Linked DNA regions of Mus musculus: regions 1 and 3 are each linked to region 2. A link is a loop called in an ENCODE intact Hi-C map of the cell type or tissue named here. Cell type or tissue: left cerebral cortex. All regions are shown on one strand. Each heading gives the region's core, and the rest is flanking DNA. Links, peaks and the distances in the headings are about the cores only.

Evidence for each region. Peaks named below come from ENCODE experiments on the same cell type or tissue, not always from the same donor. Only the 100,000 strongest peaks of a DNase experiment are listed, where the experiment ranks them.
Region 1: it touches region 2 in a loop (2.0-fold over the local background); 3 of 42 quality-filtered maps call a loop at or near these places.
Region 3: a loop joins it to region 2, with 8 times the contacts of the local background. A loop is called at or near these places in 23 of 42 quality-filtered maps.

The regions. Positions count from the first base shown.
Region 1 is chr13:91,034,790-91,043,112 of GRCm38, forward strand. It overlaps Atg10 (autophagy related 10), which reads right to left. Exons shown (of 8, transcript NM_025770.3): 4 at 6,061-6,199. Among named protein-coding and RNA genes, the nearest start is that of Gm46434, 110 kb to the left of the region's middle. In left cerebral cortex, for the core only: a CTCF peak has its summit at 4,535; a DNase peak (open chromatin) is centred at 4,635; H3K4me3 peaks cover 367 bases; H3K27ac peaks cover 358 bases.
Region 2 is chr13:91,089,195-91,097,517 of GRCm38, forward strand. The region is part of intron 3 of Atg10 (autophagy related 10); the gene reads right to left. Among named protein-coding and RNA genes, the nearest start is that of Atg10, 130 kb to the right of the region's middle. In left cerebral cortex, for the core only: a CTCF peak has its summit at 4,136 (motif pointing left); DNase peaks (open chromatin) are centred at 2,570, 4,152, 4,759 and 5,194; H3K27ac peaks cover 378 bases.
Region 3 is chr13:90,963,991-90,972,313 of GRCm38, forward strand. The region is part of intron 5 of Atg10 (autophagy related 10); the gene reads right to left. Among named protein-coding and RNA genes, the nearest start is that of Gm46434, 36 kb to the left of the region's middle. In left cerebral cortex, for the core only: a CTCF peak has its summit at 3,636; DNase peaks (open chromatin) are centred at 3,654 and 5,175.

The sequences.
Region 1 (8,323 bases), core at 149-8,148, 54 kb before region 2:
TGAGACACTATATGTATGTGACTGTCTATTTTCATGAGGCATATTTCCAAACAGCACAGAAACATACAGAGATAAGCAGAGATAAGAGAGAGAGAGAGAGCGCGCGCGCGCACACACACACACACACACACACATATACACACATACACACAGATGTGTGAGGCAGGAGTATCACGCATCCCAGGCTTGCTGCTAGCTTATTAGGTAGGCCAAGGAGCTGAGGCTGGACTTGAACTCCTGATCCTTCTGCCTCCCATTCCAAGCCCAGTTCTGGGGTTGCAACCATTTGTCACAATGTGAGGCTTTGGATTCCTATGCTTTTATAAACATTCCAAGCTGCTGGTGGTTGGTTTTGGGCTTGGTTTTGGTTTTGTTTGGTGTTGTTACTTTGTTTTGGTCCGCAGTAAAAGAGGATTTCCTCTATTGGGAAGCACAGACACTCACCTGGCCGGGAAGCTGTAATGCAGCCTTTCACAGGTGAGAGCGTGGCTCTCTTCCCCGTGTGTCCTCTTCCAGGCTGTTTTATGCACACATGGTGTTAAATGCTAGTGCAAGTAGCTTAGTTAACTCTATCGTGCCATTTCCACATTTCTTTGGTGTGTGTTATTAATAAACTTGGATTTTTATTAGTAACTTTCTATTACCATCATGTTCTATAACATGCCCTACTGTTCCCTAAGTCCTCCGAGGGATGTATATAAATATTTACAAGCTCAAGATTCCTTCATTCTTGCTAATTTTTCTCTACAATCTCGACTTTTCAGTTTGTCCTTCTTCATTTTACTTAACTCAAGTTTTCATTATTTTTCTTAATAGCATTCACCATTTGCTCCTCACATTTGACTTAAATCCCTAGACTCACTAACTGCATGTTCTAGGTCACTGATGGGGCTTTTGCTACACTTACTCCTGCTTACATACAGTATAAATTAATGAGCTTTCGCAAAGGTTGTTACAATCAGATGAGATTCTAAGTTAAATTATCTGTAAATTTATTTTCCATTTTCTGCTTATCGTGATAATTAACTGAAATCATTTTTGCTTGAGCCTCACCTGCTTTTTCTCTCTACTAAATAACTCCTACTCAACGGCAGGAATTTTATCCTGGAAATTACAAAATATGTTCTTTCCAACCCATCTTTTGTAAAAGGTCACTATTTTAAAGTTCTAACAATGCTGACAATGGAAGTGTCACGTTCCTGCTCGTCATTTCACTCATTCACTCAGCCTCACTCATTCATCTGTCCTTTTGTCTCATGATTTCTAGGAAATGCAATTCATCCCACTTTCTCATTTTGTATGTCTCAGCTCCTTCCTGTCCATTAGCTCATCCATAACTTGACCCCATTCATCTTTTCAACCATTTCTTCCATCTGCACTGATAGCCAAGCATGCCTCATTCACTCTGTCACCAAAGCTGGGCAGGCATCCTCACTGTCCCTCAGAGGTCCTCCAGATGGAGCTACAAATCCTTGACTTCCATTTTTCCACTCCCAAGACTCACATCTTTCTTGTTCCTTTAAGTCTTCTCTGTGCATTTCAAACCAAAGGCTTCCTCACGCTCTTGATCCAAGCAATGCTTCTTGCTTCACCCTGATGACTTACCCACTTGAATTTCACAGTTTGTTGATGTTTATCTGAACCTTTTCCTTGCTTTGTTTTATCCCACCTTTGAGGGTGAGCTGTTGTTTGGCTATTTCTTTCATTCCTCTTCTCTGGGAGCATCTTTTAAGCCCATAACAACTGAACAAATCTTCCACAGGCAGTATCTTGGGTGCATTTTACATTCTATATCCTGGCTTTCTGGGCCAATAAGACAGACTTCAGTTGCAGAATGGGAGAAATGTTTCCTTCCCTATTCTAAAGCGGCCCTTCCGACTAATTAAGGAAATATGTCAAAACAGCTCCCAAGAAGAACGCATATGTCAGCCAAAGAATTAAATATTTGAAAATGAGAAGAACCACTTGGTCCATTTCTCAATAAAGATTAAGAACAACGGGAAAGAGAAAGGTAAATGGAAGAAATAAGTTAGAATTCAATCTAGAATAAACATAAAAATCTCCAGTTAAGGTGTCAGGATGGGTGTTTAAACCTATGACTCTATTGAGATCAAGGCCATTTGGCATAAACAGACTCTTTAAACTGCATTATCAACATTTACCATTTGCTCCCAGCCAAGTCCATCAAGGAACAACAGGACATAAATGTCCATGGAACAATAAAAATGATGAGAATGGAAGTCTTTGTTGTGGTACAAACAACTGATGCAGAGGGCTTTAAAAGCAGTGGGCGGGCTAAGTGAGAGACACACAAGGGGCACATACAACACCTTTCATCAAACTCCAGCACCACAAAAGTACAAGGTAGAAAAAGAGATGCACCAATATATACAGGATAACACTGATGCTCTGTGGGGAGTCAATCCACAAGACAGAACTCAAAACCAGACTCATTATGGTTTATTTTTATTTTTGCAGCCTCTCAAAGAAAAGGGCAGAGACCTCTCACTCAAAAACTTGATGATAAATAGTACTACCTCTGCCCTGCCCAAACCAACAAGGACAAAAGCAGTTAAGAGAAACAGAGCCCCGAGAAGAACTCACTTCTCTTCAGTCCGTGCGATCATTTTGGGAACCAAGTTCCTGGTTAGGCATGGTCGCGCCCACAACCATAAGCAAGTTTTTGGGAGGCTTGCAGAAGGAGAAATGTGAGTGAGGGAAGCTTAGACAAAAGAGTGAGACCTTGTTTCAGCAGTAGTAGTAGCAGTAGTAGGGAAAGTAAAAGAGGAAGCACCATGTTCTTAGGAGTCTTACTGATATGAGAGGCATCCGGAAGTAAAGGCTACATGAACTTGGCCATCTGCCTTCAAGAATCACATAAAGAAACCTATTTAGAGATAGGATAGCTGCTCAGCTAGGCTGGATTCATGCTTTGGGTCTTCAGGATGCTCCATTCTCCTTAGTTTACTATATCTATGGTCTCTGAGAAGCAACGGATTCAATAGTAAAGATATGTAAATAGTTTGGCCTTAGGTCTCCTGGAGAGAGCACCACCACTTCTTCCTTATACCTTGTCACAACAGTGAGAACAGTATTACATCCACAATATTTTAGTCTTTTGGCTATACTTAGAAATGCTTAGAGAGTCTTCACTATTGACTTATCCAGAAAGCATCTGCTGATGCTTGCCTACGGATGACGATGTGAATAACAAAATTAGCAAGGTGAGCATGGCGTGTGTGTAAAATGCCACGTAACTATCAAGCACAGATCCATAATCAATGCTTCTCACTTTGTAGGTAATCAACACTGATATCCTTCACTACTTTTTATATGTTTGCGTACCATCTGGTAGGAGGGCAAATAAACAGACACATTATTATACTGCAGTGTGTGAGGTGATGACATGGTCTGATGAGAGATATGAGACAGGACGTGGGAGGAGCAAGGGTAGTCAGCATGTTAGCTGAGTCTCAGGCAGACACTGAATCATATACAGGAGCCACAGGAACTCAAAGCACAGTGGATTTGCATGTCAAGAAACAAAACAGATTCAGAAGAAATCTCAACCAGTTGATAAAGGGGGCAATGTCAGTTTCAATGGGAACTACCAAACCCTTGCTTTACTTTTCCTGTGTGTGTATGTGTGTATGTGTGTGTGTGAGTGTATAGAAAAAAAATCAAAGTTAAGCAGAGAAATTGATTTTTACTAACAGATGCAAAAGAAACTCTAACTCCTGTCACAAACAAATAAACTATTTTTTGCAACATCAAACAAAAGAAAAAATGGGGAGGAATGAGGAAAAAAGGAAAGAGAAAGAAAGACAGACAGACAAGACCCTTGGGCAAGAATTTTTACAATCATCCTGTTTCTAGGTCAGATTCTCTTGGTAGGAAACAAACAACAACAACAACAACAACAACAACAACAAAACCACCACCAATAACAAAAGCCCAGGCCTGGAATAAGAAGACGACGCTAGGAATGCATTCTCTACACCATCAGACTTTTAACACATGAACAGCCAGGCTAAGCAGACGTTGAAAGGAGGACTGGACTAGGGAGAATACGTTAAAAAATGACTCATAAATGAAGAATGGTGCATTCTTAGAAGGCCCCTGAGTTTACGTTAGGTAAAAGCAAAATTTAAAAGTACACAGAATGATCAAGCAATGAACCATTTTCCAGTTTTCTCCACAAGAAAACATCTCAATATGCTTTATAAAATATAATCCCATATTTTAATGTGCATAAGCAAATGAATTCTGGAATTAAAAAGAACTAAAAATCAATTCCATACAAGACAGAATGAGAGGTTGGGAATATATTTTTACAAAAAACAAATGACCTCTTTGGTTTTCTTTATCAGGTACACAGGAAGGGTGCCTTGAAATTCTAAAAATAGAACCAGGAGTGCTACTTGTGTATGTGTGTTTTAAGAACTAAAATCACCATGTAGAAAGGCATGCAGGAAGCACACTAATGTCATTAAAATATAATTGGACTTGCAGGAACAATCACTGTGCTGTGCTGTAAGGGGAGCTGTTGGCACGTGCAGAGCACAGAGCCAGCGTGAGCTCATCAGCCGGTCTCGGCAAGACCCACTTCCAGCTAGAAGCAGCCATGTTGCAATCCCTCGCATCCCTGATGCTGACAAGCTAAAGGACTTGTTTTGTCTCTGGAAATTCGTCTCTGGTGATTAAGTGCTTACAGTGAATACCGATCACATGAAAGAACAGTTCTGAAGAATCCGAATGAGTGCCCTGTGTCCTCTACCTGCAGCCCTGGCTTGTCTTTGAATCTAGATAGCGCTAGGCAGGGCGACTGCAAACTAGAATCAAGGAAGCATTCCCCACCTCCTCTACCCCACGTAACAAATATATTCCCCAACTTTTAGTAGAGGGCACAGTGTAGAGACAAGAAATCCTCTTTAACCTCTGGACTCTAAATCAAATATTATTACAATAAAGCAAATGTTTTAAAGGTTAGGAGTAATCATATGGATGAATCTGCAGCAAGAGTTTGAGAGTTAGTAACTATCTGTGTCCTCAAGTCCCAGGTTAAAAATTTACCCAAAATTGTCAGTTCTTAGGAACTGCACCTCAGATTAAAATCTTCTCACCAGGGATTCTCTAAGAATTTGCTCTTGTTTTAAATCGTAAGTGCTTGTAAAACTGCCAGCCCTGCAAAACTGGAGACCATTAAACAATATAAAGCAGTGAGTGATTAAACCCACCAAATACACACTCAAAGCAGCTTATGCTACTTTTTAATTAAAAATAAGAGATCATTGGCTAAATTCACATGTCTTAGCTATCCAGAAATTAGTAGTCTGCAAATGCAAACTGTTACCGAGAAAGGCATGCACAAAACCACACACAAGGTAAGAGGTGGACTGGATGGAGCTCTGAGTCCAAGGCCTGAAGTTGACCTAATTTACCCAGGGCATACCCAGACATCTCCAAGCTGCAGTGTGAGGACTCCATGTGGCATCATTAGCAGAGGCCTCCAAGGAGACAAGGTGTCCACCTTCTTGTCAGGCAATGCGTTAGATCACAGCATATCGAGGCACTGAGGCATGAGGTGTGTAGATGACTAGTGGAGGTGTTACTGCTATTCTTAAATACCCCTTAACCTAACCAATAAGCATTTCTTGAAATAACCATAAGCTCTTGGTGAAAGAAGCCCAGGAACTTAGGAGTTAATGGCATCACTTGAGACAGAAAGAAATTTTTTACTGCAAAGTTAGAAGTAAATAAACATTGCAGCTTTAAGTTGTTCCTACTTGTTTAAAGTCAAGAAAGGCCAGGGGGCTTAGTCAACTTCAGGCAAGGGGCCAAAACTGTGAAGATGAGATTTAAGGCTGGGATGATATCATTCACTATGAAGTCTGCTCTTTCTGAAGCATGAGAAGTTTTACTGGTGAAACCTTACCTCAACTACAGCTTTTTATTTTTAACCTCTGTTTTCTTCCCCTCTCAGGAATGATTTTCCAAATATGCTCCCTGTCTTATATGGAAAGTTTATAAATTTGCTTTCTGTATTAGACATGGTCTTACCTAAAAAGCTTGCCCTAAAGTAAAGAACCGGCACTTGGTAACTACAAGAGTATAAGACATGATACTCATGTTTAATCACTTCTGCCACCGCTGCAGGTCTCGTCACTTCAGAATCATCCATTGGTAGCTCTAAATTCTCCTGGGGGGGGAAAAAAAGCAGAGACTAAGCCAAACTGTGTATGTCAATGAATACAGAAACAACAACAAAACCCAAGTGCACACATGGAAAGAGAAGGGTGAGAGCTTCTCCTTGCAAATGACCAGTTAAGTTCAAGGTTAGGAGGTAAGAAAAGGGAGAGCTACCCACACAAACATTGAACATTTGAGTTCTAGGTAAACAGTAATGCCAGAAAACATTAACCGTAAGTAATTCCAGATTGTTCTGGGGGAAACAAAGCAGCTCTGAGTAGAGAAATAAGATGGGGTTTGGGGTGGGAGCAGGGTTGGAGGCAAGGGTGAGAGCAGGGGTGAGTGCAGGGGTGGAGGAAGCACAGAGAACTACTGAAGCAACAACTCTGAAGTTTCCACTGTATGATTTTTAGCAACAAGAGTTGTGAAAGCTAAAAAACCACCCTAACAACTGAACAGAGGCCAGGAAATGCCCCTACAGGTTCTATTGTACTTGCCCAACGATGACTCATTGTATGCTCAACAATCCCTAGTTCCATTTGGAATAAGTTATTTTGCAAGAGTCTGAGTTTGTTAGGTGTATTTCAGATCCCAAGTGATCCTGTTTTCATTATTTTGTGTATCTTTGGTACAGCTCAACAATAAATCTTGATTTAGGGAATGGTCATCAGCACATGCCACCATGAAGTTAATTAAACAAGGCTGTGTAAGCAGAGATGGCGAAAGTCATTCCACTTCCCAAGTAATTGTTCTTCGCAGGCTGCTTCTTTCTCATCATACATGAATTAAGGGATGGAAATGGAGAGGAGCCTGAGGAAAAGAAAGTCCAGCGACAGGCCCAAAGTGGGATCCAGCTCAAGGAGAGGACCCAAGACCTGACACGACTACTGAGGCTATGAAGCACTCACAAAAAGGGACCTATCGTGACTGCCCTCTGAAAGGCCAAACAAGCAGCTGAAAGAGTCAGATGCAGATGCTTGCACCCAAGCAGCTGGCCCGCTGTTGAATTAGGGAAGGCTGAAAGACGCTGAGGAGAAGGGCCATCCTGTAGGAGGACCAGCAGCCTCAATTAATCTGGATCCTTGAGATCTCTCAAACACTGGACCAACCAAACAGATGGCATACACCAGCTGATATGAGGTCCACAACACACATACAGTAGAGGAATTCCAGGTCTATGCTCATTCAGAGATGATGTACTTAACCCTCAAGAGACTAGAAGCCCCAGGGAGTTTGGAGGTCAGGTGAGGTGGGGGATGTGGCCATTCACGTGGAGACAGGGGTGTGGGAAGGAGTTATGGGATGTGGAACAGTCGGCAGGTGGACGGAATGGGGGAATAAAAAACATGCAGTGTAAAAAATAAATTAATTTAAAAAATAATGTGATAACAATCATAGTTAGAATAGAAAGAGCTTTAAAATGTACAAAATAGAAAAAGACTATTATTTTTATGATGTGTCACTTAAGAAAACAACGAATTTTTCTTTATGTCTAGAAGCAACTGATCGGGCATGTTGAATCAGGGTTGCTGGGTTCATCCCTGCGCATTTACTTATTTGGGCTGGCAAATTTCTCTTTTGAAATTAAATTAGTAGGAAGAATGAAGCAAGAAGGTTTGGCTCATTTCAGCTTCTCATTAAAACAGCAACAATGAACCATCAGAAAGAACTACAGAAGAGACTGCAAACTTTATCAATATGAAATCAGGTTGCCTGTGGAGATAAGAAAGAAGGGAGCTGCTCTCCAGATCGGTATTGCCTTTCCTAACTCCCATTCACAGGCAGTTCCCTGGGAGACACTACAGCACATACAGTCACAATGAGAGATATTTATACAAGAGTTGTCACCCAGCATCTGTAAACATATCAATTAAATACAATGAATTAAATAATCAGTGAGAAATCATTCAACTAAATATTCCAAGTACAATTAATGCAACAATAAAAGAGAGGTGTTCTTTTCCTGTTTATTTAATTTTAGCCACAAGTATCAAGATCTGTTGCAATAAATTTTTAACCAAGTTCTTTCTCTTTGCTTCACAACTGGGTTATTTCACATTTATAATTTCTTTTCTTTCCCAACATAATAAAAGAATTGAAACTTGGTATGAGTCGGATCTTAAGGGTCCCCAGA
Region 2 (8,323 bases), core at 100-8,099:
GATACATAAATTTGACACAAGCTACAGTCATTTGGAAGCAGGAACCTCAACTGAGAAAATGTTCCCACTATACTGGTCTATGGGCAAGCCTGTGGTGATGTCTTGTGGGGCAATGGGCTATGCATACACAGCCTGGTCTCCAGTCCAGCTGAGGTCTTGAACCCGGTAGGACCCGGTGGTGGTAATTTCCACATGGGACAGAGGGTGTTCCCTCATGTCTCCTGGACCCTTGGCTCCTGTCAAAGTTACCACCCCACAGCCCCCACAAGAGAAGCATGTGGCTAACAGTCACACAGACAATGTCCCAAGCTTCTGGCTTTCTGGCTAGACTCCTCCTCACAGTTACCTAGCAACAGCAAGATAACACAGCCCATTGGCCCCTCCTCACTCTCTTACTCTCTAAGCTTTTACCTCTCTCTTTAAGCTTTCTTATTCTCTAGTCTTTCCTCTCTCTGCTCTCCTCTCTCTCTCTCTCTCTCTCTCTCTCTCTCTCCCCCCTTCACCTTTATTTACTCTTTAGCTCCTTTTCTCTCTTTCCCTTCCCCCTTCTCTCCTCTTGGCCATGGCCGGTCTCTCTCTCTTTATACCATTTCTCTTCCCCCCTGCCTTTCTATAATAAAGCTCTAAAACTATAGACTGTCTCTGTTCATCAAGGCCCGAACTAAAGACACTCACCTGCATGGGAACCACCCAATGCCCCCCTGGGTCCCCTATTCTGTTCTCAGCTCCTCTGCCATATCCAGCGTGGGATGCCAGAGTCTGAGAACCTGGTACTGGGAGCTGCCCCTTGTCCACTCCCCAACCCCCAGCAGCTTCACAAAGCCAGATGCCCACCCAGGGCACATGGAAAGCGTCCAGCAGTCCTCCTGCATCCACCTGCCCAGAGCACAGGAACTCTGGCTGGATGTGGGCTCTCTCCCTCACTCCTTTTCCCCTACACCCACAGCCCTGCAGTACCTTTCTTGATTGGTAACTGATGTGGAAGGGCCAAGCTCAGTGGAGCTGAACCATCCGTAGGTTGGGGGAGGGGGGGTCCTGGATGCTACAAAAGGGCAAGCTGAGCAAGCCATGAGGAGCAAGCCATGAGCAGCATCCCTCCACAGCCTCGGCTTCAGTTCTTGCCTCCAGATTCAGAATCTGCTTAAGTTCCTGCCCTGATTTTCCTCAGTGATGGAATGTTACCAGGAAACTTAAAAGAAATAAACCCTTTCCTTCTAAAATTGCCATTGGCCATGGCGCTCTATCACAGCACTGCAAACCCTAGCTAAGACAGCAGCTACACAGAACCATCTCACCAGCCTCTCTCTCTCTCCACAACTTTAAATGAAAGATCTGTCACAAATAGGGGAAGAGAAAGGACATTAGCAGAGATGAGTAGGAAATGAGAGGGCAAAGGGGAGGTGGGGAAGATGACTGAAAAACATTATATACATGTTTTTTTAAAAATCACAATAAACCCAGTATCATATAGCTTGTATATATATACTCACACACACACACACACACACATATATATATATATATGATAACAATATCTTTTACACACCGTACTTTTTTTCTACCAAGAAACATGTATTTGAAAATTCCAGATTTCTTTTAAATAACACTGGGTTTTTTGTTTTTGTTTTTTTAGTAACGTTGAATTCTATTTAAAACAATGGGCACAGTATAACAAGATGGATAGAAAGGAAAGACAGGTAGGAGGTAAAACTATGGTTTAACCATGAGGTGTCCCCCATAGGCTCATGCTGGAACACTTGCTCCCCAGATTGGGGTGCACCCTGAAGTTCTGTACCTAAGCCCCACTTCCTGCTACCCTGTGCTGCCTGAGGCAGAAGCAGTGTGACCTCAGCCTTAGCTTCCTGAGGCCCTGTCTTCCCCTCACAGCTACAACAGGAATCCCTCTTGAACTGTAAGGCAAAGCCAATCCTTTGTCCATTGATACCTTTCCTATCAGCTATGAAATGGCAGCAGCAGGAAAACAAGGTTCCACAGACTGAATTTCCACTTCCCAAATTTCAAGAGAAGAAAATTTGTATTTATTGTTATTCTGTGGTTTATATTCAAGGGTGGCATCCCAATTTCTTCTTTGAAATTTCCAGTGACTTTATACCATTATACAAAATAACAGCGTTTTATCCCATAGAGAAATTCAAAGTAGAATAAATAAAGACAAATGGGCAAAGTTCCAGGGTGCTGTATGCATCTCTGGGAATTCACCCGGCTTCCAGCCAGTGGGCAGGTGTTCTTTCTCTGTGTTCTCTGACCTCTCACGGAAGAGTGAACTGGAAGTCGGCTTTGCACTTCAGCATGGAACTAGAGTTCTGTGACTAAGAAGTCTGAGCTCTAAGGTAAACAAGCTCAGGGGTTTCCCCTTGGTGGTCCCCACAAACATCACAAACACCTGGGTGTGCTGAGTCACCTTCTTTTACACTCTGGGCAGAGGCTTCAGAGACCTGCACACAGCAGTGATGCACATAGCTGTTGAATGGTGAGTGGGACATCTGGCTGCTCTCACTCCTCATTCTCTGTGCAGCATCTCCCTGCTTCCTTTCCTTAGCTCCTACATACAGACATCCCCCAAAGTCTATTTCTCACTTCAATTACCAGTCTACACTTGTTCCCTGAATTATCTCAGCCATCCAGAAGCTCTAGCCCTGACTTCTCTTTGGCGCTCCAAACATAAACTATGAAGTATGTGCTAGACATCTAGAGACGATGCCCTCCAACATCTCAAATGTGACAGGCCAAAATAGAGTCATCTTCTGTCTCCTGGCTTGTCACTGACTTGACAACCTGACCTACAGGATTTCCTGTGGGGGCAATGACATCATTCTGCTTCCTAATCACATAGTCTACAAACCTGGCAGTTGCCTTCATCCCTTCCCTCTGCCTTGTGCTCACATACTTTCATATTTCCATAATGTCTACAATGCATACCCCATCCTTCCCACATACACTGATGCAATATGATACAAAATCAGAAAGCACAATGAGAAATTATCAGCTTCAACTCAAAGCCTTAGGAGCCGAGTTCCAGTTCTGCTCTGAATTTGCTGTATGGTATATTACATATTATATAACAATTTGAATATCAATCTTTAAATCATGTGATAATGCTAAATGTATGAGACAGATACAGTTGTACATATGTGATATATACATATGTACAATGATTAATGTTATTTATACCTTGTACATAAGTGTCTCACTATATACATAAATATTATAAATGTAAACACAAACAAAATGCATTATTAATATCAAAGAAGTTATCACAGCCCACCTTACCTAGGGATAGAAATACACAAAAGGCTTATTATTATTATTATTATTAACCAAGATGTCATCACGTCTGATCCTACCCAGTGATGGAAATGAACAATTTTCATTCTCTCAGTTCTATACTACCCTTTCATTCCCCCAAAGGCATTATTTGATAAAATCCCAGCATGGAAGGGAGAAAGAAAAGTTCCATGCATACCCGAGGAGCTACTGGTACCTGATGGCTGCTGAGGGGGAGAAAGTCCTCCCAGAATAAAAGCAACTCCTATCACAGTTTCCAGTCATTCTCATCTTTACCTTCCCTTTCTGACCATCTGAAGCCCCAGGGCGCCTCCTCTACCACACAAGTTCTGTGGCCTCTAAACCTACAGCTGTTTGCCTCTAAAGACACCCTCCATTTATGCTGTTGCGTCCCAACTAGAATCTCCAGTTTGAGAAACCTTCCTTTCAACATTCACTTAGAATGTACCTTCTCTGTAATGGTGCTGATGTTTGAATTGGACTGTATTTTACTTTTACCATTCTTTCTTGCAAAGGACCTTTGCCTTTCTTTCTCTGTAACTAAATTAAAAATATTTTGGCGTACAGAGGTTGTGCAGTGCCCACCTTTTCCTCTGCATTATATTTATTATCAGTCTTAAAGTTCCATATTTAATGAAGGTTTACAGAAGCGAACTGCATAAATAAGGTCCCTTTACGTCTCCCTTTTAAAAAGCAACATATTTACACTTGAATCGACACAGTGAAAATATATAATCAATGGATGATTGGTTGTAGACATCGTTTTTAATGACGGGGAAGGAGGAAAATGTGATGCTTTATTAAGCTCTAATACTGTTGGGTGCTCCCTCTGCTGGCTTGCAGCAGCAATTCAAGAACAGGGAACTCAAACAGCACAAAGAAAGACACCCAGGTTGAGCTTCCTTGTACCCTGCACTTTCTGGGAACAGCCAGGCTAGGAACTCACCGTGAACTCATGCGGAAATTACCCACTTATAGGAAAAGGATTGTCTTTAAAAACTGTTTATAAAGAAAGAAAACTGACCTCACTGTTCTAATGATAATTTTTGTTTATGTTTTTGCTTTTTAACTAAACCACCAACTTTATGTAAAAACTCTTCTTATTTTAGAGTGAATTTTTTGAGCTATAGAACAGAATAAGGTCCTTTTGCTTTCTAATTCATGTTTATGTTTTAAAAGTCTGATCAGGAACATAAGGGGTTAAACTCTTCTTGTGTTTCTAAACAGAGTTATTCTGAGTACCCTGAAGGCATTTAATTCCAAAACAGGAAGCCACAGAGAGGAACACTTGGTTACACTAATGTTATGCAGATCTTTTGGAACATATTTTCCTAAACACTTGCTGAAAGAGCCTTTTCTATACAGCATGCCATCACACGAAGTTGGAGAAGGGTCCCCCACTTAGCACAGCACTAACTCTCAGACTGTTCTTTGTTACTTCCTTATGTCCTCCATTTCAGTTGTTTAAAATGGTTCTCTGCTTGATCACAGAAAAAAAAATTAAATAAAACAAGCTAGGGGCCAGGGAGTGATTGTTCACACCTGCAGCTATTCTGTACACACACACACACACACACACACACACACAAACTATGATGTTAGTTATGATGACTTTTTAAAAGATAACATAATAAGATTAACCTAAGATCAGTACAGACACCACTGTTAAAGATCAATGTCCTATTTTAAAACAAACAGCTGTTTGATAAGTTTTTACCTCTATTCTAAAACCTCCCTTGCCTAGCAGGCTAAAGGAGATCTCACCCTTGTAGCTGAAACAACAAAACACCACAGGCCAGTGGGTTTCTGTAGCTAAGAAGTGGGCAGGAGGGAACATCCTCTGTTACTGACACGGTGCTGCTGCGGCTGTCTCCAACACTGTGTGAGTGAGTATACAGCTGCCTACAATTCCCCGGCCAACCGGGTGAGGTACACTTTAAGTCCCTGAGGTGTGCCGTGGAAAAAGACCCCACACTGTGGTGAACAAGCGTCACAGCCACCTGACTGCATACACCATTTCAAGGCCATTTTAAAGAACAGCTCCCTTTCTCAGCCTCCTGGCTTATGTTCGGTTGTGTTTTAGAGAAAGCCAATGATCACTGAGCCATTATCCTTCTGTGCTGGAAATTAAGGCTTTGTGCACACTATCCATGAAGATGAAGTGCAGCAATATTAAAAGCACCAGGCTAGTCAGAAAAAGCCAGATAGGAAAAACAACGTGTACATTTGGCTCCGTTTCCGTAACTGTTTACCCCACTCTTTGCTTGTGTGGCGAGGGGATGTGCAAGAGTACAGCAGCCCTTTTAACCCTTCTGCGTATGGGGAAAACTGGTTTTCTTTAAGCGCTTTTGAGTGAACAAGAACAAGGGTATAGGGTATAATGGGTGCTGCTGTCATTCCTATACTAAAATTCTTGACATTTACCTCTGTAGATGCCCAGAGCAGAGAGACTGGCTAATGAGTGGGTGCTTCTCCCTCAGGTGAGGTGCCATGGGACCACAGCAGCCAGGCACAGAGTAGATGGCAGACGCAGGTCAGAGTAGAGTACAGAAGGTTATTAATTTCCAGACTCGCTGTCATCCAGCCTTGAAACTGCTGAGCTTGTATCTTTTGAGCAAGACTGTCCAATCCTGAGATTTAAATGTGGACTTTCAGCTCACAAATATGTCCTCTAGTGTTCAGAGGGCATCCTCACCGAAATCTACAGTTACATACATGACTATAGAAAAAACGTACAGCTCAGAAGATCTAACAGCGATTCTTTGCTATACAATGAGTCATTTCACTTTAAGTTATTCGGTGCTTTATTAATGAGGCAACAAGGTTCTGGAGCTACAAGTTAGCAGGCTTAGACAATATCCAAAAAGACATCTTGAAGTGTGCAAGAAAATTATTCAAAACATGATTTATTTTAATTTACCATCATATAAACGATGAATGAGCATAAAAACTTAAGATGTGGTTTGTTATAAAATGGAAATATAGTATTAAAAAACAGCTACACCTTGCTCATTCCTTATGGTAATTCAGTTGTCCAAGTAGTCAGTAATTATTATAGAGCAAACTACCAGTGAAATTCTGTGGAAAATCCATTGAGGCTCCACCTCTGATGATGTCATCACATGCAAATGCATGGTGGTGTCAAACACTGACTTTATTGGGTATTTGTTATAGCAGCTAGTTCTTTCCAGACTGATGCAACATAAATCAACGCAAGACAAATCTGCAGTACCATGCTTGTTTCAAAACACCTACAAGACCAATAAACACCAGACATTCGGAAACAAATATATCTTTAACTGGATACAGTGTTATATTCAGATGTCTTCCTCAAAATAATAGGTATTCTCTATGATTATGCAGCATAATCTTACATCGCTTTACCAAGGAAGTGACTTCTATATCCCCTTCAGACGGCAGATCTCTAAAGGTTCAGATCCTTCCATTCCCCTGAAAGTTAACTGAATACATCAGGTGTCTGAGCTCGGAGCTGCCCCCTCTGTCTTCCCTTCAGTTAATCCCAAGGTTACAGCCAAAGGAAGACTGACTTGTTGACTGTCCCTTGTTAGCTGGAGAGTCATAGTAGGTGAAAACCAGGCTTACATAAACTGCTTGAATAGAATAAAGAAAAACAAACGACACATGCTGACTTATGTATCATACTTATAACTGTGTACATTGTGATAAAAATTGAAAAAAATTTTAAATTGATGATTAATTTTAAAAACAAAGAGAAAAACAGAATGAACTAATATCTACATAAAACTTGGATGAGTTTTACAGACCAAAGAAAATACAAGAGAATATTTAGCACGTGACATGTTCATATAGGAAGAATGCATCTAAGTGTTAGCAGTCCATCAGCAGCAAGTGACTGCTAGAAAATAAAGAGGACCCTGTGACTCTAAGACCCTGTGACTCTAAGGATGTTCTGAGTCTTTATACCCAGCTGAAGTTGCACCAATGTCAGCACTCTCTGAAGACTAAGGGAGCTATACGAGAGCTGTAGATCATCTCCGTGCTAGGCATGCAGACATACATATATACATTACAATTTAGCATAGACTTCTAACACATTAGTCTTTGTGAGGGACTTGAAGGCTAAGTGGGAAGAGGAAGGAGAAAGTCTGAGAAACGGGTCTATTAACAAGTCACAGATATGTACTAGACAGTGTCAAAACTCAGTGTGGAGGAGCTAGCCTGAGTGGTCCATGTCATTAGAATTAGGCTCAGTGCCATCCTTATCAAAGATGCTTGCTTCTTCATGTTAGATACTATGCTGCCATGCTTAAAACTTTACAAATTATTTTACACCTATCTAGAATATGGAAATAGTTCAAAAACATTCCTAGAGTTTAACTTCTCATAATTCCTATGTCCTAATAATAAGTTTTAAAATAATTCACTAACCATTATTATTATTAGGGTGGGGGTCACATGTCACAGTCCATGTGTGGAGGTCAACAGTCATTTCTCTCCATTTACCTTTCTGTAAAGATAGAACTCAGGTCAGCAGGCTTCTGTGCCTGCCTTTGACTGCTGAGCCATCACACCAGACCATTCTTATTACTCCATTTCCATCCTAGTCCATCATTGGAGGAAGCAGGGCAGTAAGTCAAACAGGGCAGGAACTGCTTACTGGCTTGCTCCTCCTGCTTTCTAACAGTGCCCAGGACCACCAGTGATGGCACCACCCACAATGGGCTGGGCCCACCACATCAATCACCAATTAAGAAAAGGTCCCATGGGCTTACCTACAGCCGGCTCTTATCAAGGCATTTTCTCAGTTGAGGCTCCCTCCTCTCAAATGACTTTAGCTTTCGTCAAGCTGACATAAAACGATGTAGCACATGGTTCAGGGTACAATGATGTTCTAGGATCACGAGTCATAACCCTACTGTGCATAAGGTCTTACAACTGTGAATGTGAGTGCAAAGTATAAATCATGCCAGCATCTTTTTTTATTATTAGATATTTTCTTTATATACATTTCCAATGCTATCCCAAAAGTCCCCTC
Region 3 (8,323 bases), core at 149-8,148, 130 kb before region 2:
CTGATTTTCATTAATTTTGGTTTCATTGGCGTCTCTACACAAGAAAGCCTAGAAACGCAGAAGAGTTTAGGGTCCTGAAAGAAGACTGGTACAGGAAAGACATGGGCTCTGTGTATTCAATCATGAGATGGAGCCTGATGTAGAGGCTAAGCCGACCATTCTTTTCTCCTTCCAAACTGAACAGTCAAGTTCCATGCAGCCTCAGACCCAGGAGTCTTTACCGATCTACTTACTGGTCCGTAATAGTTATGTACACAGCCAATGAATATGTTTCTGACCAAAACATCCTACTTCTTAATATTATTTCACATATATTATTCTTTATTGTGAATGGTCATTGCAACTTCCCCTACATAATATGCCATCTTGTTACTAAATCACAGTGTATACCACAATGAAACATTTGGATGATTTTCCAGTTTTATATTATTATATGTTGTGCATATATATATTCCTTATGGCTTATCTCCTTAGAATAACATTTATGACTGTGTTAAGACAGTAGGAATATGTGTATTGCCTATCCCTTTATAAGAAGATTCAGTTAACTTTTGTTGCCCTGGTACAAATTGCATTCCAATCCCTGCTTATTTTAAAGTAACACTGTCTTAATATTGCAACTTTGAAATATTTCATATCAACAGTGCATAGAATCTTTCATAAAGCCCTAGGCAACCAGCTTTGGCTTTACGCCACTTTTGACCTGGCCACGGGATGCAAACCGAGAAATAATTGACTTGTTGCAAAATAACAGAGGGAGGAGGGTTGTGCTTGGGGTGGGTCTGACTGTCTAAAATGCTTGTAAATTTATAAAGTACAGTGCTCTTCCTGACTGGACAGGGCAAGAGTCAGACTTTTCAAAAGCAGTATGTTTCAAGGCTCTATGTTCTAAGAATGGGCTTGCATTTTCTGGCACGAGTCTTCTACAAGCTGCTGTTTGAATCTCAAAGGGCCATGGAAATAGGACATAGAAAATCAAATTAACTAAAGCTCATATTTGCCTGAGTTCCTGCATTGATTGGTATTAATATGGCAAGAGTGTTAACATACCCCTCAGGAAAAAAAATCTATTTACCCTGCAAAGGGTCTGAAGAGAAATATTAAAGAAGTGGCTGGTGGGATGGTTCAGAGGCTAAAGGAGCTTGCCACTAGGTGTGACCAGCTGAGTTCGATCCCTGGAACTACACAGTAGAAGGTGAGAACTGACCAGGTGCCCTCTGACTGCACAACCCCCACACAAACAATAATAAAAACAAAAATATAACAAAAAATTGAAACAGGAATATTAAGTCTAAATATCAACCTACGGAACTGTATATTCGATATGCTGACATAAAATTTACCTACAAACAAGGTAGCATCCGAACTTTCATCATGAAGCATAGTGTGTGTGTGTGTGTGTGTGTGTGTGTGTGTATATGTGCGTGTGTGTGTGTGTGTGTACCTAGATAGTATATACATGTCATTTTCAGTGTACTGTAAAACTGATGATCATAAATGAAACTATCGCATAACTCTCTGACATGTGTTCAACTGAAAATAAATACCCACCATTATTCACTGAAAAACATAGAAATACTTGGAAATTTTATTTTTTCTTTCTGTCATATTTCCATCCTGCTTTTTATCATAATGTATATTTTATGCTTAAAATCATTTTATTGATCTTTATGTAAAGCTAAAAACAGATATATATGGAGAACAGGGTTTTATATTTCTCTGTGATAATTTCAGAAAATACTACATTGGGTATCTGATTTAGTTCTCAATAAAATTTTCACTAGTACTTAGATGACTGAAATAACAAATATATTTAAATTTTAATAAATAAAATTTTAATAAAATTTAATAAAAATTACAAAGCAAAAGTAATTTTTGAAGTTACAAGTAACCGCATCATATAGCATATATAAGTATTCCGGCATACTTATATGGACTTTCATCAGTACGTAAATATTTTCTATGTAGCACAGTTTTTCATGTGTGTATAAATCACTAGACTCATTTCACTATCCTACTATTATTATCCCCATCTTATAGATGTAGAGTAAGGAGAAGAAAGTTGAGATGACTCCTCGGAGACTCTCTGTCTCCATATCGGAGGCACATACCTATCTCCTCTGCTCTCTAATACTTAGATCTGGGACATGGGTGCCATAAATGAAGCTGCCACGTTACTCTGTTCAGTGCCCTGGTATGAGCAAAGGCTAAAGGGCAGGGGGCGGGGATTGGAAGGGAAAATCTCTACTTCAAGTGTCTCCACAGTCAGTCAGATTGTTTGAGCGGGTATCTACGAAAGTAGGAGATACAGAAATTCTTTCCCTTAAAGCATTATTCTCATACATCTATTGAGAAGACGGTGAGAACATCAAGGGAACACCCCATTTTAAGGGCCGATGTCTCCTCTATCTATGATACAATAAAAATCAGAGAAAGTTTTGTAAGTCATTTTTAATGCTTTTGATTCTAATTTTAATTAAAATTTAAATAATTTTAACTCCCAAATTTCATCTTAAAATGGCAGTCAGTGTTTCCCTGGAATGACACGAATGCTAAACTGTAACAGCATGGCCGTAATCGTAACTATAATCTACATGGTTGGCTTATAATGATGATATGCAATGCATGAGAAGACAGCAGGTCAATAATGGAGCCGTGCACACAACGCTCCTTTCAAAATCTGTATTTGCATTTCTATTACTGAGATCATTTCCTAATAATGAAGTTGCCATGAGAGAAGTCCCCATTACGAAGGAAGCAGTGTTACAGAAACAGCATTATTAAAGCATCGCTGTGTACAGGAACTTTTATTAGGGTGATACAAGTTATATATCATTGTAATAAAGTTCCTATTATAACTTTAATTGCATAAAGCTGTGTTTGAGTATAGCAATGTGAGAGCTGCAGGACTTTTAATAAACTATCAAAATAATGCTTTGGTAATAGGATTGTTTAGCATAGTAATACTTCAGGGAAGACCAAGCTCACTAATGGATGATGCTTATTTCACTGATTATACATGCTCTATCAAGAATTAAAATGAAAAAAAAATGGGAAAGAGATGAGACATGATCTCTGATGCAATATGCTAATATATGCATGGAAACACACACATTAGTTCTCTTTAATATAACAAATCAATATCTCCAATTCATCTGTTCATGGAAGATTGTAATCTGGAAATATGGCCATCAATGACTATAATAATTAAAAGATTTAATGCTCAGGTTGAAGGCTTGCTGGCAATCTAAATGCTAACAAAAACAATGAGAAAACCTACAAACATGCTGACATATGCTGAAAAGTGCCTGCTAGAAAAATTAGAGACATATGAGCTTTAAGAACTTAAACACACACATGCACACATACCATGAATTGACTTTAAATGATTAATTTCTTCCCTTCAACCAAGAAACAGGGCTATACATTCATTATGTGCACACTCAAAGATGCTTGTACACATTGTCTGCTTCAGAGTTATAGCTACAAGTTAAAACTTCACTTAGGTTCACAACAGGGAACTTTAGTATATTTGTTATTTATGTATTTACACTTTTTTTTTTTTCAAAATTCTCTAATAGAGTCAGTCTTGGGCTGTTCCTCCTGGAAACATGTAGAACATCCGCCAGCAGAGACCGCCAGAGAGCCATCCACCACACTGTAGGCATGGATGCTAGGCTTGCTGCTGAGGAGAAACAGGCAGAGAAGGAGCCCGGCTGTGACAGGCTGACATAAGCTAAGGAGATGGAGACCACAGCCAGTGCTACAACCACCACATCTTCCCCCTCAATAGAGAAGCCAACGTCATTGGTTCTAGACTCCTGTGGCCTGTCTAGGAAGCAACAGCTGGCTAATCTGGAATCTGCTTGAAAAGCTAAGTGCTTTTCTTTATAAGAAAGCATCTCCTTGCCACAATGCCGTCTTCATACTGCCTTCCAGCTGTGAAGGTTCACAAACATGTGGGTACGGTCAACTTAAAACCCAGGATGTTCGTCTTCCCTAGTGACTCACGTGATTCAAAGGCAAACATGAGCAAAAAGCTCCTCTAATGCTATAGCTCTCATGTCTTTGCATTAACTGAGGGGCACTGTAATAGTTAGCTGGTATGGTAGTTTTTAAGATTACAACATTCTCCTTCAAATATGATCTAGCCAAACTACTTTGCACTGGCAATGAGGAAATCTATTTCTTAAATTCACAAATCTTGGAGTCTTTTACTTGGTACATTTTCATACTGAACAAGTACAGGGCTCAATTATTGTGTCAGTTGACTAAACATCTGCATATCTGCTATGTGGTGACACCCACATATTTGTAGAAATATCAGTTTTCATGCATAAAACAAAAAGTTTAAACCATGTAATTTTGAAAAATCTAACTTTCGCATTCCTTTAGTTTTACAGCTGACAACAGACACAGACCTTTTTCTTTAACTCAAGTGAACAACCCATTCTGTCTACTCAAGACCTCCAGAGACACCAACTCCCCATAGTGACAGGAAGAGCCTTTCAGATGAACACCTCCAGAGGCTCAGAAGTTCACTTTCACTGAAGGACTGTTTTGAAATCTCCTTTCACTTCATTGCTCTGACCCCTTAATTCTCCAAAGCATCTTTCAGCACCCCCACCCCCACCCCCACCCAAAGCACAGCTTCCACCAAACACTCCCATTTCTTTTCACCTATTGGAAGTTAGTCCCAAAATGAACTCTGGCGAGCATCTCTCCTCCAGCCGGCTCTAGTTCAGGCTTTTCATTCTTTCTCCGTTTTCATTCACTACAGAAACTCAAATGCTAACCTGATATCATCCCTTGCTCAATCATTTTGGGAACATAAATCTCTGTCAACAACCAATCAGAGCTCTGCGTCACAGGATAATGCCTGATTAATAGATTTGGGGTTTGCCTGGCTAAAAATCTATACCTACATGATAAAGTCTCAACTGCAAAGGTCTCTGTTTTTCTTGTAACTTGGTCCAGACAACTTTTCCAGACCGTCTTTTAGAGTATGCCTAATCACAGAACAGAGAGAAGGCTTCGGTGTGTACCTACCACATACCAAAGCATAATCTAAGCCCTAAACATCCTGCTGGCAAACACAACCACAAAGGTTCTGTGTTGCTCATACTCTCCCAACCCGAGCTGCTGCTGCTCATCCTCACAGCTATGCTGTCCCAGTTAGAGAAGGCTGGCTTTGCCCACACTGTATATTCCTATTGCAACTGTTATGGCTAGCTAGCATTTTCTTACTGCTGTGCCGGTCTTTCTATCTGAAAAATTCTCTCCACTTCAGTTCACAATAAAGTCTCTTCTAACTACAGCCAACTAATGTCTTCTGGGAGGAAAATTAGCCTCTCCCAGGGATGAGCCCCCTTATTGGTTGTCCAGTACAGAGTGGTTCACACACACACAAACACACACCAAAAATGATCTTACTACACTGTATTATTTAGACATACACATACATACATACGAATTGTATACATACGTATGTATGTTAACAACAATAATAAAAGAAGCTATAAACTGGAGAGTAGGAGACACAGGAGTGCTTCAAAGGAGGGTGGCCGGGCAGGACTAGAAGGAGAAAAGGGAGAAAAGGGAAGAAAGAAAGTGTTGTGTTCTAATTAAACTAAACACTTATTTAGGGGCTGGGGAAATTGCTCAGCAGTTAAGAGCACTGGGTGCTCTTCCAAAGGACCTGGGTTTGCCTCCTAGAATGCACACAGTCATTCAAACTCCACTTTGAATGGAGATTCCCATGTCTTCTTCTGGACTCTGCAGGTACTGTACAAACATACAAACATGCAGGCAAAGCGCCCATACACACAGACTAAAATTAAATAAAAATTTAAAGAGCCTGTTTTTAAAACATCTCTCTTTATAATCTCTCAGTGGTCTATGGCTTTAGCATGTCTTACCTGTACTAGCTGTCTAAGGCTATAAAGATTTCATTGTAGTCTTATGTAGTATTTTTTGAAGATTTTTTTATTATTATTTAAAATTATGTGTGTGGACATACGCATGCGAGTACACATATCCTTAGGAGTCAGAGACAATGAATCTCTCTGGAGGTGGACTTAAGAGTTTGTATGGTGTTGGTGCTGGGCCTTGAACTGGAGTCCTCTGCAAGAGCAGTCAGGACAAGCTCTTAACTGTTGAGCTTTCTCGGCAGCCCAGTTATGTGAAACTATTATCAACAATATCATATTATTATTGACCAATTCTTTTGTGTCATCTATGTGCTATTGTCCATCTTTGGAGAAAGGAGCTCATTCTATAGTTTTCTGTTCCCCAAACAGTGCTATCTCTCACGGAGCCTCATACCAATTCCATAAATCTCTATTTGTTAGTTATTGATGGCTGACGGCAAGACATGCCGGTGCTGGATGACGAAACTTATCTCTCACATCCAGGGGTGATCCGTAGAAATTTCGGAGGATCTCTCTCTGCCTAGCGACTGATAACACGGCCAATGTGTCACACAACTTAGCAACAGCCTAAGAGCTGTCATTCCTCATTCTGGTGACAAGCCACAAGTGTGCAGACACTGGCATGCAGACAGTATGTAATAAGATTATTTATATTCCAACTAATAACTTTCTTTTGCCATCTGCATATAGTAGAGATTGGATACATTCTTATCTGTGTGCTTATAGTGGAATTTCAATCTTTGGAGGCAACAAAGGGCATCTTAAAAAAAAATAACAAAAAACAAAACCAGATAGCAGATGATAATGGTATATGAGTGTGGCCTTGTTTGGTGCTATTAGTCACTGCAGATGCGTCTGCTATCTCTCGTCTGCATCTATAACTCTCACCACTGCCTCTTTACAGAGTAAACAAATGCTGCTTATAAACTTCTGGACACAGCCTGTCTGCATAGGGCTTTCTAATCCTCCAACCTGCTTAATAGACTTAAAAGCCTTGTTAAAACAAAGTGTATGGCATACAAATGACAGCACTATTCTGAGGGCTGTATCAGGGATGGTGTGGCCAAACTCCTTAAGCACAACACTTGCTTTCTTTGAAACCTAAAAGAACGACATGGCCTGACTGTTATCTTGGCAAGCACAGTTCTGCTCACACTATGTAACTGCAGCCTATGCACCTCTGAGATCCTAAGGGATGTCTTCCACCCCCGAAGCCCATTTGAGTTGTTATTAACCTTAGTGGACGATTTCTGTACAAGTATAATCACTGCCAGATGGCCCACCAAATGATGACTGCTTCATGGGATAAAAGCCATGGATCTCTATATAAATATAACATTACAACTCCTTTATGAACTATACAATAGAGTTAATTATAAATTTGGCAAATTATTTAATGAATACAAGGTCTGTTATCAACCTGAGGTAAGACCATTAATATCAGTAACAACTAATATGTACTATGTGACTATATACTATGAACTAGGAACTATTCAAAATGTTGTTTGTTAGTTCACAAAGCAACTTGGTGAGATTTGTGGTCTTAATGAATTTTATAGGTAAAGAAACTGAGGCACAGAAAGGCTCGGTATCTTCCTTAGATATTTACACAAGCCACACAAAGCAAAACAAAGCATAACAAAACATCTACTCCTACGCTAGAGGATATTATATTCTGGTAGGAGACATGGCCTGTTGCAGCTTCTGTTCAGACATTCTAAAGTGAGAAATACAGAAATATCAAAAGGGGCCAGAGGGACATATACGCTGGGAAACTATGGTAGCTAGGGAGAAAGTTTGAGACAGAGCCATGGAAGCAATGGCATGATGTTGTGGAGGAACAGCATGGTGTATATAGGGACCAAGAGAGAAATGGAGAGCTCAAGTGGAAGAAGGTGTGAATGGGTGGGTGGGGGGTGTTTCCTCAGCCTGCACCATCCCTTGTGGGACCGTGAAAGGCAGCCTGTTTGGGTTGAGCGAGGCTTGCTCCGGAGATCCAGTAGAAAACTCTAGAAGGGGCGGGACAGTGAGCCACATTCCCAGAGACAGGTGCCTGACACCACAGAGTCCCCAACTCCATAATTCTGTGACTATCAGTCACTCAGACAAAGACCCAAGCCCCTGGCATTCTGGCTAGACTCCACCCTCACAGTCACCTGACAATAGCCAGGTATGCTCCTCCCCACAGCTACCTGGCAACAGCAAGGTAGCCCAGCCCACTATAAAAGGGGCTGCTTGGTCTCGCCTCTCTCTCTTAAGCTCTCATCTTACTTTTTTTACATGCTTACTCTCATCTCTAGCCCTCCTTCTCTTTCTCCCTTCCCCCCTCCTTAACCTCCTGAAAGGAGATAAAAGTCCCTCCTCCCAGAGAACACTGTCTCCAGAGGCAGTCC